Regions from separate parts of the Homo sapiens genome. Here region 1 is linked to region 2. A link is a contact called in ENCODE Hi-C data. All regions are on one chromosome and are shown on one strand. Each heading gives the region's core, a stretch centred on a gene start or an enhancer-like site at or near the end of the contact. The rest is flanking DNA. Distances are from core to core; before and after follow the strand shown.

Evidence for each region. Hi-C counts contacts between places; a loop is a spot of excess contacts on that map. Pooled maps may share reads with other maps.
Region 1: a pooled map shows a loop between it and region 2 (2.8-fold over the local background). The contact joins two enhancer-like sites. A Hi-C loop is called at or near these places in 1 of 168 maps with a recorded cell type or tissue (astrocyte of the cerebellum), 6 of 37 single-sample maps with no recorded cell type and 2 of 50 pooled maps.

What each region holds. Positions count from the first base shown.
Region 1 is chr1:59,006,300-59,012,220 of GRCh38, forward strand. No RefSeq gene overlaps it. Among named protein-coding and RNA genes, the nearest start is that of LINC01358, 11 kb to the right of the region's middle. RefSeq lists enhancers at 1,529-1,638, 1,909-1,958, 1,979-2,028, 2,069-2,138. Within about 2 kb of position 2,497, at least 6 of the 41 ENCODE cell types and tissues checked have a DNase peak (open chromatin) inside an H3K27ac peak, as active enhancers do.
Region 2 is chr1:58,918,696-58,925,230 of GRCh38, forward strand. No RefSeq gene overlaps it. Among named protein-coding and RNA genes, the nearest start is that of LINC02777, 18 kb to the left of the region's middle. RefSeq lists enhancers at 3,248-3,749, 3,750-4,249. Within about 2 kb of position 3,856, at least 21 of the 41 ENCODE cell types and tissues checked have a DNase peak (open chromatin) inside an H3K27ac peak, as active enhancers do.

The DNA.
Region 1 (5,921 bases), core at 1,247-3,746, 86 kb after region 2:
TATAGATGACGATAATGACTCACCAAGAGTATTAAGTGGCAAGCACACAATGCAGCTAGAAACTAGGGCAACCAGGAATAGCCCTGCTTATAACTCTCTGCTGCTTCTAGAGGTATGGGAACACAGAGAAGGACTGGCTAGGTATGTTTCACAGAGAAGGTGATGACTGGACTGATTGTTGCAGGATGAGAAGTTGGCCAATCAGAGGAAGATGGGGGCAGAGGATTGGTGAGGATTTTCACCCGTCGAAAGTTTCAAACAGAACTGTAAGTGGAAAGCAGGGAAGCATGACAGGGCATGTGCATTCCAGAGAATGTAAGAAGGGGAGAAGCAGGAGATGAGCTGGGAGAGAGGGCCTGGGCCGGGATGCCTGGTGAGAAGGGAGCTCATTTCTTTAGGCACTAGAGTCCAATGTGCTTTTTTACACCTGAAGTGATGTGATCACAGTCAGCACTTTAGGATTTTTGCAGGAGATTTATTCATGGTTTGGGTGGACTAATACTAGCCAATATGTGAATCACAATAAATTCTCTCTGACCTGGTGATTCTCCATTTGTACCCCCTTCCCAACCAGATCTGTTCTCTGGTCTGCACTGTGCCATCTGCACTGTGCCATAGAGAGGTTAATGCCCCTGATTGCCTCGGGGGACTCCTTTGCCTCCTATCTTCCAGTTGGGTTTAGCCAGTGGTAGGCATCGGCAAGAGATTAAAGGGTGGGAGGAGAAAGAGGTTGGGAATTTCCTCCAGCTCTTTCCCTGCTTCTGTGCCAGGGTCTGCCAGTGGCCGGGTTCCTCTGCAACCGTAGTTCCTGCCAGCAGCCCCTCCTCCATGGCTTCAGCAACATCTCACCCTCTTCCTGTCCTTGCAGATTCAGGGTAGCAATGGTTCCCTGGTGTTGCAAGTCTCTGAGTGCTTCAGCATCTCTCATTGGTTTCCTTAGCTCTGTCCCTATCCCTATAAATTGTTGTCCCTTCATCAAATCCCACTTCCAAGTCCGCGCTGCATGAGCCTTCTTTTTCTTGATCATAACTAGTCATGCTGAGAACTTACCCGATACCAATTACCATTTATTGAGTACCTACTGTGTACTTGGGGCTTCAAATGCATTTTTTTTTCCATTTAATTTTCACCACAGCTCCATGAGTTATGGACCATTTATATCCATTTCAGGAATCCCAAAAACAAGGCAGGCATACATTTAACATAGATGTTAAGTAACTTGCCCAAAATTATATAAGCCTTTTGTCCAGAGTTACACAGTTAGTCAGGAGCAAAGTTAAAATTCACACCCAGGTCTCTGGACTCTAAAACTCATCCTCTTTCTGTTGCTCTGCGGTCACTGAGTCAATTCTTATAAATGCTTAATTTGTCAGACTCTGGAAAACCAGTAACGGTAGCAGTAGTAAAATCTCTAGAGGAAGAGGGGATAGGGTATTCCGTGGAGGCTATAGGTCTTCTTGAGGAATGGTGGATCTTTAAGTAAAAGTTCCAGAACTTTGCCATTCCTGCATTGGTGGAAAACGCAATGGCAGGTGATTCACCAAAATATCCCTTGCTTCACAATGTGCAGTTCCTCTGTGGAGGGGAACTTAGCCCTTACTGAGTTCAGAAAGAAGAAGAAACTCATCCATCCAAGACCCACAGCAGAAAGCATAAGGGTTTATTTATAGAGAAGAATTTTATTATTTTTAAAAATCACTTGTGGGCTTCTGCACCAAAGCGTAGGAAAAAGCATGTGTTGGTTGCCAAGGGTCAAGGGAAACCACCTTGTTTTCTTGACAGCGCTGTGGCTGAAACAGCCCTTCCCAAAAACAATACGTTGGGGGAAGAAAGGCAAAACCAGTGGGAGGCCTGAAAATGCTGTGGTTTGCTTTTTATTTTATTTTTTTCCAGTGTCTTTGGGGCTGAAAAAGGCAGTGGAATGAATTCCACAACTAGTTTAAAATGCAGTGCCTCTTGCACTGGGAGCTCCGGGGGCTGCCCTCACATGACTCATGCCTTCCCCAACTCACCTCAGACCTCTCGTCCAGGCCCATCTGTCAAGGATAATAACAACAACACAGAAGTGATGCTGCCTTCACCTCCACCGTAGACTGCAGCGGCTCTTTCTGTTTCCTAAAACTCTTTCATAGTCTAACAAAAATGGCTGCCTTTCTCCTAAGTGCCAGGCTCCTTACTCTTAGGATTTTATCTCATCTGAACCACAACCTTTTGGAGACATCATTGTTATGCTCATTTGACAGATGAAGGAAGCCAGGCTCAGATGATTAAATACCATGCCCCAAATCACACAGCAAGGAGACAAGCTGAGATGTGAAGTCGGTGGTCTTATGCTTCAGAACAGTTCTGGGAATTCGCATTGTCTTCTCATTTTCCGAGGAGGAAACCAAAGTAGAGAGGTGGAGAGGATACTACAGACCAGGGCTCAGGGTGGCCCAGGCAGTGCTATCTCCAGGCACATGGTTCTGTCTCCTGAGGCTGTGACTCATGACGGTGCCAGACCATCAGCTAGACAAACCGCCACCCACTGGGCCACTCCAGCCAATTGCAAACCTTTGGCTTCAGAACCAAACATGTGTCCACATTGGCTCGGATATATCCACAGCCTTGCCTTGTAATGCCATCGGGCCCTCTGTATATTTTAAAAGCAGATGCCTCAGACCTCCAAAAGGCCAAGGGTTGCTTCTCGAATCTGACCTAAAAGGGCCTAACCTCAAGGACAGATCTGAATTCACCTGACATACAGCCCCAGGAGGAATCACAGAGAAAATGCTCTTACCTGGAACACCTCTACACAGACTGTTGCTGTCCTGCATGCTGCTTGCATTGAACTATGTCATTCACCAGCTGTGTGTCCCCAGACAAGGTACTGAACCTCTCTGAGCCTCACTTTCTTCAGAGGACCAGTTTAAGTTTTCACAGTCAGGAATTCATTCCTTCTAAAAACCTGTGCTAAGGAGACATGGCAAGGTGTTCTGGGCCTACAGAGACATGGGCAGAACTGGGGCAGAAGAGCAAAATGGATACTAAAGCTCTAAACCTGCCCACCAAGGTTCATAGTTTATTTTAAATTGGGGCTGTTTTGTGCCATTGCAAAGGAGGGTGAATATGCTTACAGTTATAAAATTCTGCTCTTCTTTCACAGAATTTCAGAGTAGATGGGTTGGTACAAGCTATCTTGTCTGACCACCTCCACATGGTATAGAGATTAAGGCCAGGAAAGGGAAGCCCTGGCTTGACACCTCACAAGGGCTTGAACCCAGACACAGTGCTCTTTCCAATGAGGGTCACTGCCAATCTAAAGAATTCTCTCATCTGCATATTGGACTAGGAACCTCTAACTCATAGCACTTTTCTGAGGATAATAAGAAAAAAGGGATAGGAAAATGTTTTGTACACAAATGCAGTACATGTCTGACAAGAGGTATTATTAATTTCAAATAGTCATGTGATGCTTCTTCAGTGACGCTGAAGAAGGGACCTGTGGCAGGGCTTCTAGGAGGTATGGCTCAACAAGTGTGCTTTAATTTGTCTTTAGTCAGTATACTGACATTATTTAGAAAGTTTAATCAACGTTGAAGGTAGAGAATATCTGATTTGTTTGTCAAAATGAGTGCCTGCATGTTGAAAGTTATGGTTTACCAAGAGTCCCCAACCTGTATGTCTATAGGAACCTGGAGATTAAAGCCTGAAAGTGAGTGGTAAGAATTAAAATCTACCTCCTTCATTATGTTGATGGCTATTTTTTTTTTTTTTGAGACGGAGTTTTGCTCTTGTTGCCCAGGCTGGAGTGCAGTGGCGCAATCTCGGCTCACTGCAACCTCTGCCTCCTGGGTTCAAGCAATTCTCCTGCCTCAGCTTCCCGAGTAGCTGGGATTATAGGCATGTGCCACCACGCCTGGCTAATTTTGTGTTTTTAGTAGAGACATGGTTTCTCCATGTTGGTCAGGCTGATCTTGAACTCCCAACCTCAGGTGATCCCCCCACTTTGGCCTCCCACAGTGTTGGGATTACAGGTGTGACCCACCGTGCCCAGGCGGCTATTTTTTTTTTTTTTTAACTGCAGGGATGGGCTTCATATTTTCTTTAAACCTTGGGTGAGCCCATCCAAAAATGTATCTTCAAGTCTGATCTAGCCTGTGGGCCACCTCTACTATTGTAGGTGTTCATATTGTGTAGTTTCTTTCCTCTGCACTATTGGCATCTTCTTCCCTTTGTCCAATGGACACCATGACCATGTTACCATGACTTAGCCCTGAGACCAGGGTGGCAGGCCAAAGATGTTGGAAGGCAGAAAGAACACACACCCATCTGGTGGCTTAAGGTTGGATCTCAACTCTGCCTGCCATCTACTAGCTGAGCAAGGGACATAAACTCTCTGATCAAGCCTCGGTTTCATTTGTAAACATATATATATATACCCACCACCCAAGGTTGTGGTAAGGAATAAAAGAGATGATAGGTATGAAAGGTTCAGCCCATAGAAGATGTTCAAATATGGTAGCTTCCTTCTACTTATTACAAATCCTACCTACTATTCAAAACTCGATACACGCTGCAGCCTCTCCAGCCTTCTCTGACCTCCTCAGCTGATGGGGCACTTTCTCTTCTGAATTGCATTTGTCCTTCATGGCTTGTGAATTAGTAAACAATCCTTGGCATTACTAGGCAACTTTTCATGTGTATGTGTGATATATTGCCACAATTTGGTCATCAGCTCCTTAAAGGCACTTTTCTCCTTCTCATGAGCTTAATTCCTTATCTTTTACTGTTGAGTAGGCACTGCCTTGTGCGAAATTTTCTCATAACAACCATGTAAGGGAGAGGGCATGCACCATGAACTGGACGCTCTGATGAGGCAACTGGCTCACAAAGTTGGATAGCTAGAAAGAAATCAGTAAGCATATAGTGTTCACGGTCACCAAGCAGACCAAGCAAGATAGTGCGGATGATCAAACTTAATCCCACTTCCACTTCCATAAAAATAATGCAAAGTGCAATTTTCTGAGGGAAAGTGCGGTCGGCTAAAAAATGTCCCCCTAAGATATCAGGTCCTCATCCCTGAAAGCTGTGATTATTTCCTTAAATGGAAAAAGGTGTGATTAAGTTAAGGAGCTTGAGTTAGTGAGATTACTTTGAATAGTCCAGAGGGGTCCTAAATGCAATCACAAATGCCCTTTTAAGAGAGAGGCAGAGGGAGATTTGACACAGACAGAAAAGAAGGCAATGTGTGGAAAGAAGCAGAGAGGGAGATTAGACTGCTCCAAAGCAGCCATGGGTGCTGAATCAGAGAAAGAGATGCTACGCTGCTGGCTGTGAAGATGGAGGAAGGGGCCATGACCCAAGGAATACAAGGAATGCATCTCTAGACACTGGAAAAGGCAAGGAAATTGAGTCTCCCCAGGAGCCTCTGCAGAGAGTGCGGCCCTTCCAACACCTTGATTTCAGCCCAGGGACACTGATTTCAGACCTGTGACCTCCAGAACTGTAAGAGAACAAATGTGTGTTGTTGTAAGCCACCAAGTTTGTGGTAATTTGTTACAGCGTCAATAGGAAACTATGACATCAAGTGAAGGGGAAAAAATAGCAGAAATAAAGAAATAAGAATGAGGCATGGAACTAATGTGGGGGATTTGAAATAACCCTGCACAAAATCTCCACGGACCTGAGTGCTTGTCTCAGTAATTTCACCAGCTGGCTATTTCATCTTGAGCAGATCACTTCACCTCTGTGAGCCAGAATCTCCTCATCTGTAAAATAGGATAAAAACCTAACTGTCATATGTAGATGCTCGAAAAAGGGCAGCTGCTATTACATTAATATTAAAGAATGACAAAACATGGCCGGGTGGTGGAGGTGGGTTCTAACTCTCCTTTCGTGGAACGCAATAGCTGAACCGATGTGACCCACTGATGAAATTC
Region 2 (6,535 bases), core at 2,606-5,105:
AGAACAAGACTCTATCTCCAAAACAAAAGAAAAAAAAATTAGAAAAAGAATAATAAACTTTTTTATTTATTTCCAAATAATAAACTTATTTATTTATTTCTAAATAACAAACTTATTTATTCGGAAAAATAAGTTTTTCCAAATAAACTGTTGGAAAAGAGAAGGAAGAGTGACAGTTAAGCTGAGATTCAAAAAAAGAGGAGTGGCCAGGTGCAGTGGCTTAGGCCTGTAATCCCAGCACTTTGGGAGGCCGAGGCGGGTGGATCATGAGGTCAAGAGATAGAGACCATCCTGGCCAACACGATGAAACCCCGTCTCTACTACAAAATACAAAAATTAGCTGGGCGTGGTGGTGTGTGCCTGTAGTCCCAGCTACTCTGGAGGCTGAGGCAGGAGAATCGCTTGAACCCGGGAGGTGGAGGTTGCAGTGAGCCAAGATCATGCCACTGCACTCCAGCCTGGGCAACAGAGCGAGACTGTGTCTAAAAAACAAAACAAAACAAATGAGGAGTGAGCAGAAGGAGAATGGATGGATGGGCTGAGCTGAAGGAAAAGCAAGTACAGTCACAAAGAATGGAAAGAATGCTAATGTGTCTGGAGCTTAGAGGACCAGGGGTATAGGCCAAAGGGAGGTGAAGGGGTAGAGCATGCAGGACCACAGGGGCCATAAGGAGCGTGAAGGCTATCCTGCCTGCACAGGGCCACGTGGACATGATCTATGCAGTGGCACTACAGAAGTGGATTCACATGTTAGCAGGATTGCTTTGGCTGCGGGGCAGGGAAATGGACGGGAGGCGGTGAAGGAAGCAGGAGACTAGGCATAACATTATACATAGAGGACGAAGATGGTGCCTGGCCTGGAGGCATGGACAGGTACCCCTTGCCTGATGTTCACAGTCAAACCAGCCTTCCAGAATTGGGTTCAGCTCCAGAAGTGGCACTTCCAGAAAGCCTACAGCAAACTTGAGACTCTCTAGCTGAGCACCAGAACACCAAAGTATGTAAGAGTTTGAGAGCAAGTGAAGCGGGTGACCCAAACAACCCAGGCTATCTGGCTTGTAAACACAGAAACCAGAAATCATCATGGCCTCCCTCATTCTGAGTGAGGGGGCTGCCATGTCTCAGAGTCCATGCCGTCCCCACAGAAGCTTCCAGGTTCCAAGAAAAGGCCAAGTAGAGGCTGAAGGTTTCTGGGCTTTCCCGAGGAGTTACTGAGATTGATTTCTTTTGAAGGAGTGCAGACTCTTCCCTGCTGCCCCTTCTTTTTATAAAGGCATCAATCGTTTGAGTCACTTGGGAATAAAACTGTTGTTGTGGAGAAGATTTCTGTGGGCGCCCGAGTAGGAGTTGGGATGGCTGCTGTCAGGGGATGGGAGAACATATGGTGGTCTGTTGTGAATGTGATCTGTTTTTTGTGTTGTTGTTAAACTTCCTCTTGTTAGCATTGGGCCAGTTATGTAAGAGCTTGAGGGTCCATATGGTTTGTTGCATAAGACGCCAAAGAGGAACATGGTTTGCCATTGCCTTGCAGCTACTCCAATTGTGAATTTAAAAAATGTGGCCACAGTGTTATATTTGGGCAATGGAGTCAAGTAGTCCTGGATTTGAATATCAGTTCCACCACTGGTTAGCTGTATGACCCTGGGTAAGTTACCTAACCTCTCTGAAACTTAAACTCTCAAAGACTCAATAGCCTTCTTGCAAAATGGAGAAAACAGTACGTACTTCATATAGCTGTTAAGAGGATACAGTAATGCTAAATGACGAGTTAACGGGTGCGGCACACCAGCATGGCACATATATACATATGTAATTAGCCTGCACATTGTGCACATGTACCCTAAAACTTAAAGTATAATAATAATAAAATAAAAAAAGAGGATACAGAATTAATAATGCTAGTTACAATGTATTGAGTATCCCAAATTTGCAATACTGTGTGCTTTACAAATATTGCTTTGTTTAAACCTCACAGAAATCCTTGGAAGTAGCTGTTACTCTTTTTATGTTTCAAAGAGGAAACTGAGGAGCAAAGTGATGGAATGGCTTCCCTCATCTAATAGGAAGCTGTGGAGCTAAGATTCAAACATATGTTCCTGCCAAGAAGAGCTATTGACATTGGGCCTCACTGTCTCCAGTGCTGGTGAAGCACTAGGCACATAACAGGTGCCAAGTCAATGTGATCCTAGACTATAGGCTTCATGAGGCAAGACATTTGGACAATTTTGTTCACTACTGCATCCCCAGGTTTAAAAACCGTGCTGGGTGCAGAGTAGGCATTCAGTAATAACTTTTGGACTAAATAAATGGATTCTGCATTTATGGCATAGCTGTCAGTTCTGGAGGTGGAGCTGCTTGGGTTTGAATCCCAACTCTGCCATTTACTAGCTGTGAAAATAGCTAATTCAGTTGGTTGGTTCATTTTCCAGCACAGTGTTCTCATCTGTATACTGCGATTACTGGTCACTTCCTCTCGATAACTGTCCCTTTCCCTGTTTTCTTCTGGATGCACAGATCAATCCTCTATCCCAGGCTTATTCATCTATACCCCACCCGATTTAAGATGAAACAAAACCCCAAACACAAAACTGCAACAACAAACTTACCTGTGCTTTCTGGAGCTCCTATATGAACTTATCCTTACTAATGCAAATAGATGACAAGATTAATATGTTATCTTTATCAGAGGGATTTGCATCTCAGCAAGTACATTCTTGAAATATGGTGATTTAACCCACGGCGTAATTGCTTACTGGAAGAATTACACACAACCTATAGGAAGTCATTACTAAGAAGAGTTCTTGGGTGTTACTCTGGCTCGGTGGAAAAGGTCATGATCAATTGGTGATGCCTGCAAAGGCATGGAGGGAGGTGCTTGGGGCTTGAATGCCATCCTGGACTAAGCTGATCTTCCCATATTTTAGAGCTGAGGAAACTGACTGAGGCTCTATCAAGGAAAAGTGACTTGCTCAAAATAAATAATTAGGCTTCAGAAGCAGCATTAGACTCTTGCTTTTTTCTGATTCACAGTCCAGTTCTTTTGCCCTAATCTTCCAACATACTGGTTTGGACCAAAGCTTATTGGGGGGAAAAAAAGAGGGGGAAGGAGAATTAACCTTCATGGAGCACCCACCCTAGACTGGAGACTCTCCATGAGATACTTTAAAAACATTTTCTTTTATCCTGTGAGGTGAGCAACATGTCTCCCATTTTACAGATGAGGAAGCCGAGTCTCAGAGAAGTGATGTAACTTACCCAAGGTCCCAGAGCCAGAGAGGGAAGCCTGACCTGACCTGGATCCTTATTCCTGCGTCTGGGGATGATTTGAACCCACACTCCAAGGCTAAATATTTGTCCACCCCACAGGTTCAAAAGTTGAGCATCCCTGCTCTCCCACCTACAGAACTAGCTGTGAAGGCTTGGGCAAGTGACTTCACTTCTCTGGGATAGATTTTTCATCTTTAAATAAGGACAATCAGCATACATTCCTTAAAGAATGTAATGAGGATTTAGTAAATTCGAGTACATAAAATGATGAATATCGGGTCTGTCCCATAGTAAGTACTCTTTTAATATTAGTTCAAAACAAACAAATCTGACACATGCGGCCTCACTCCAGTGCCCTGAGAGGCTAGAGGTGCTGGGATGGCCCACACAGGGCCCAGGGAGACGGCAGCCAGGCCCAGCCTCCCCGGAGCCTTTGCTCCGTGTTTTGGCACAAGGCCCGGGACTGAGGAGTCCCCATTCCTCTCTCCTGTCAACTCAGCAGAACAAGCTGTTTCAAGGGAAGGTGGTTCCCCTTGAGAAAATGTTCTCGCACGCCCTGGAGGCTCTTGCCCTGCACGTCGTCAGCGATCAGCCGGTACAGGGCCTGGGCCCCACCCTGCACAACCATTCTTTCAAAGTCTGTATCCTGCCAAGTCATAAAAGGTAGTGTGCGGTCTGGACAGCTGTGGTCTTCTAGCAGAACTCCCCTTTGCTGATGACTTTGAACCAACTTTGTCTCTGTGTGCCTCAGTTTCAGGCCCTTTAAAATGAGGTGGTAATGAGCTGTCTGTCAACTCTTTGGTAGGAAGGTTGAGAGAAACCACTGGAGACACTGCCTCTTCTACCTCATTTCCCATGCCTTCTGCAAATGTCTGCAGTCTGGCCTCTGTCCCCTTGATGCCAAACAAAACCGCCCTGCCCAAGGTCACTGTTGTAAATCTAAATGACACCCCTCAGCAGCAGTGGGAGCATTCTGTCCTGGTGTGTTCTCTGACTCTGTGGCCTCTGATTCCCTTCCTCCCCATCTGGCCACTTTCTCATTCTCCTCTAAGGGATCCTTTCCTTCCTTCAGTCCTTAAATGCTGCAATTTCTCCAAGGTTCGGTCCCCAATCTCCTTTCTCCTCACTCTGTATACTCCCAGGGTGCTTAATACCACAAGCCTGGACCGAAGTCACTCTGAGAGTATATGGAGTGAGGAGAAAGGAGGTTCTCCTGCACTGTGTATTCCTCATCCTCACCACCCAATCATCCAACCCGTGATCTGGATCTCAGAGAATTGCACGGCCATTCATTCAGTAAATGTGTAATAAACACCTTCCAGGTGCAGGTACTGTTCAAGGAGTAAAGTTTACAGCAAAGGAGAGGACATAGTCCCTGCTCTTATAGCACTTACCCTGCTTCTACCAAGATGTCCAAGGGTCTGGGGCTCCTTGTAACTCCCTTCTCCCTCACCCTCTTTTGCAATTGGCCACCAAGTCTTGCCAATTCTGCTTCCATAGTATCACTTGAGTTGATTCCCTCTTTTCTGGATGTTCTCATTGCCATGACTTAGTTCAGGCAACTGCTTCCAACCTGGTCTCCCAGCGACTCCAGGCTTGCCCCGTCCAATGCACTGTACACTGCAGCCAGAGCTATTTTTAAAAAACACAGGCTGGGCACGGTGGCTCACGTCTGTAATTCCAGCACTTTGGGAGGCCGAGGCGGGTGGATCACGAGGTCAAGAGATCGAGACCATCCTGGCCAACGTGGTGAAACCCTGTCTCTACCAAAAATACAAAAATTAGCTGGGCATGGTGGCGTGTGCCTATAGTCCCAACTACTCTGGAGGCCGAGGCAGGAAAATTGCTTGAACCTGGGAGGCGGAGGTTGAAGTGAGCTGAGATTGAGCCACTGCACTCCAACCTGGTGACAGAGCGAGACTCCATCTCAAACAAACAAACAACAACAACAAAAAAAAACCCCCACAAATCTGGTTATGCTGCGCCTTTGCTTAAACCCTCCATGAGTCCTTCCCATCACCTTAATGATGAAGTCTAAGTCTCTTAGCTAGGTAGATGTGTATCAGTCAGGAAGGAGTCTATCAGGGAAACAGAATCAGTAAGAGACTAGGATTCTATCTATCTATCTATCTATCTATCTATCTATCTATCTATCTATCTATCTTTCTATCTTCTATCTATATCTATCTATCTTGTCTATCTACCTATCATCTGCCTTATCTATCTAATTTATCTATTTATCTTATCTACCCACCTATCTATCAAATCTATATATAATCTAATCTATCCATCTTATCTCTCTTTCTATCTGTCTGTCTATCTATCTATCTATCTATCTATCTATCTATCTATCATCTATCTATCTGTCTATCTAGAGATTTACTTCAAGGAATTAGCTTCTGTAGTTGTGGGATCTTGCTAGACATTTCTGATATATGCAGGGCAGGTCAGCCAGTTGGAAACTCTTGGGCAGAGCTGAAGCTGCAGTTCACAAGCTGAATTCTTTCTCTCTCAGGGAAATCTCAGTCTTGCTCTTAAGGCCTATCAATGGACTGACTGAGGCCCACTCATGTGATTGAGGACAATCTTCTTTACTTAAAGTCAACTGATTTTAGGTATTAACCATATTCACAAAATACCTTCTCAGCACACCTGGATTAGTGTTTGGTTGAATATCTGGGTACTATAGCCTAGTCAAGTTGACACATAAAACTAACCATCCTAACAGGGTGCTTCTGGACCTGATTCATGCCCGTCTCCCTCACCTCTTTTCTTCCCACCTCACACTAAGGCTCAGTCACCCCTTGCAGTGTGCCCACTGGCCTTCTGCCACCTGTCCTTGCACAGGCCTAGAATATTCCCCACCCCTTTCCCGGAGAACTTCTAGTCGTCTTTAAAACCACTGGGATGCTTCTTCTTCAGGAAGCCTTCCCTGATTCCTCCCCACCCAATCCCTCCCACTCTGAGTTAACTGCATTGTCTCTGAGTTTGTAAAGCCCCTACTAATCATGTGAGATGGAAACTGCCTCGGGGGCTGCAAGGTCTGGCTCAGTAGCATGTGAACAGCTCTAGAACAAAAACTTTCTATCACATCACTCTGGTAAGCCCCACATGATGCAAATCCCAATCAGCAGCAATGATCTCATTTACTTGTGAATAAATCTCCCCTCCCTATTAGAATGAAAGCTCCATGGAGGTAGGAACTGTACCTGTCTCTTTCAGGGCAGTATCTCTCAGACCTAACTGTGCCGGGCACATAGTAGATACT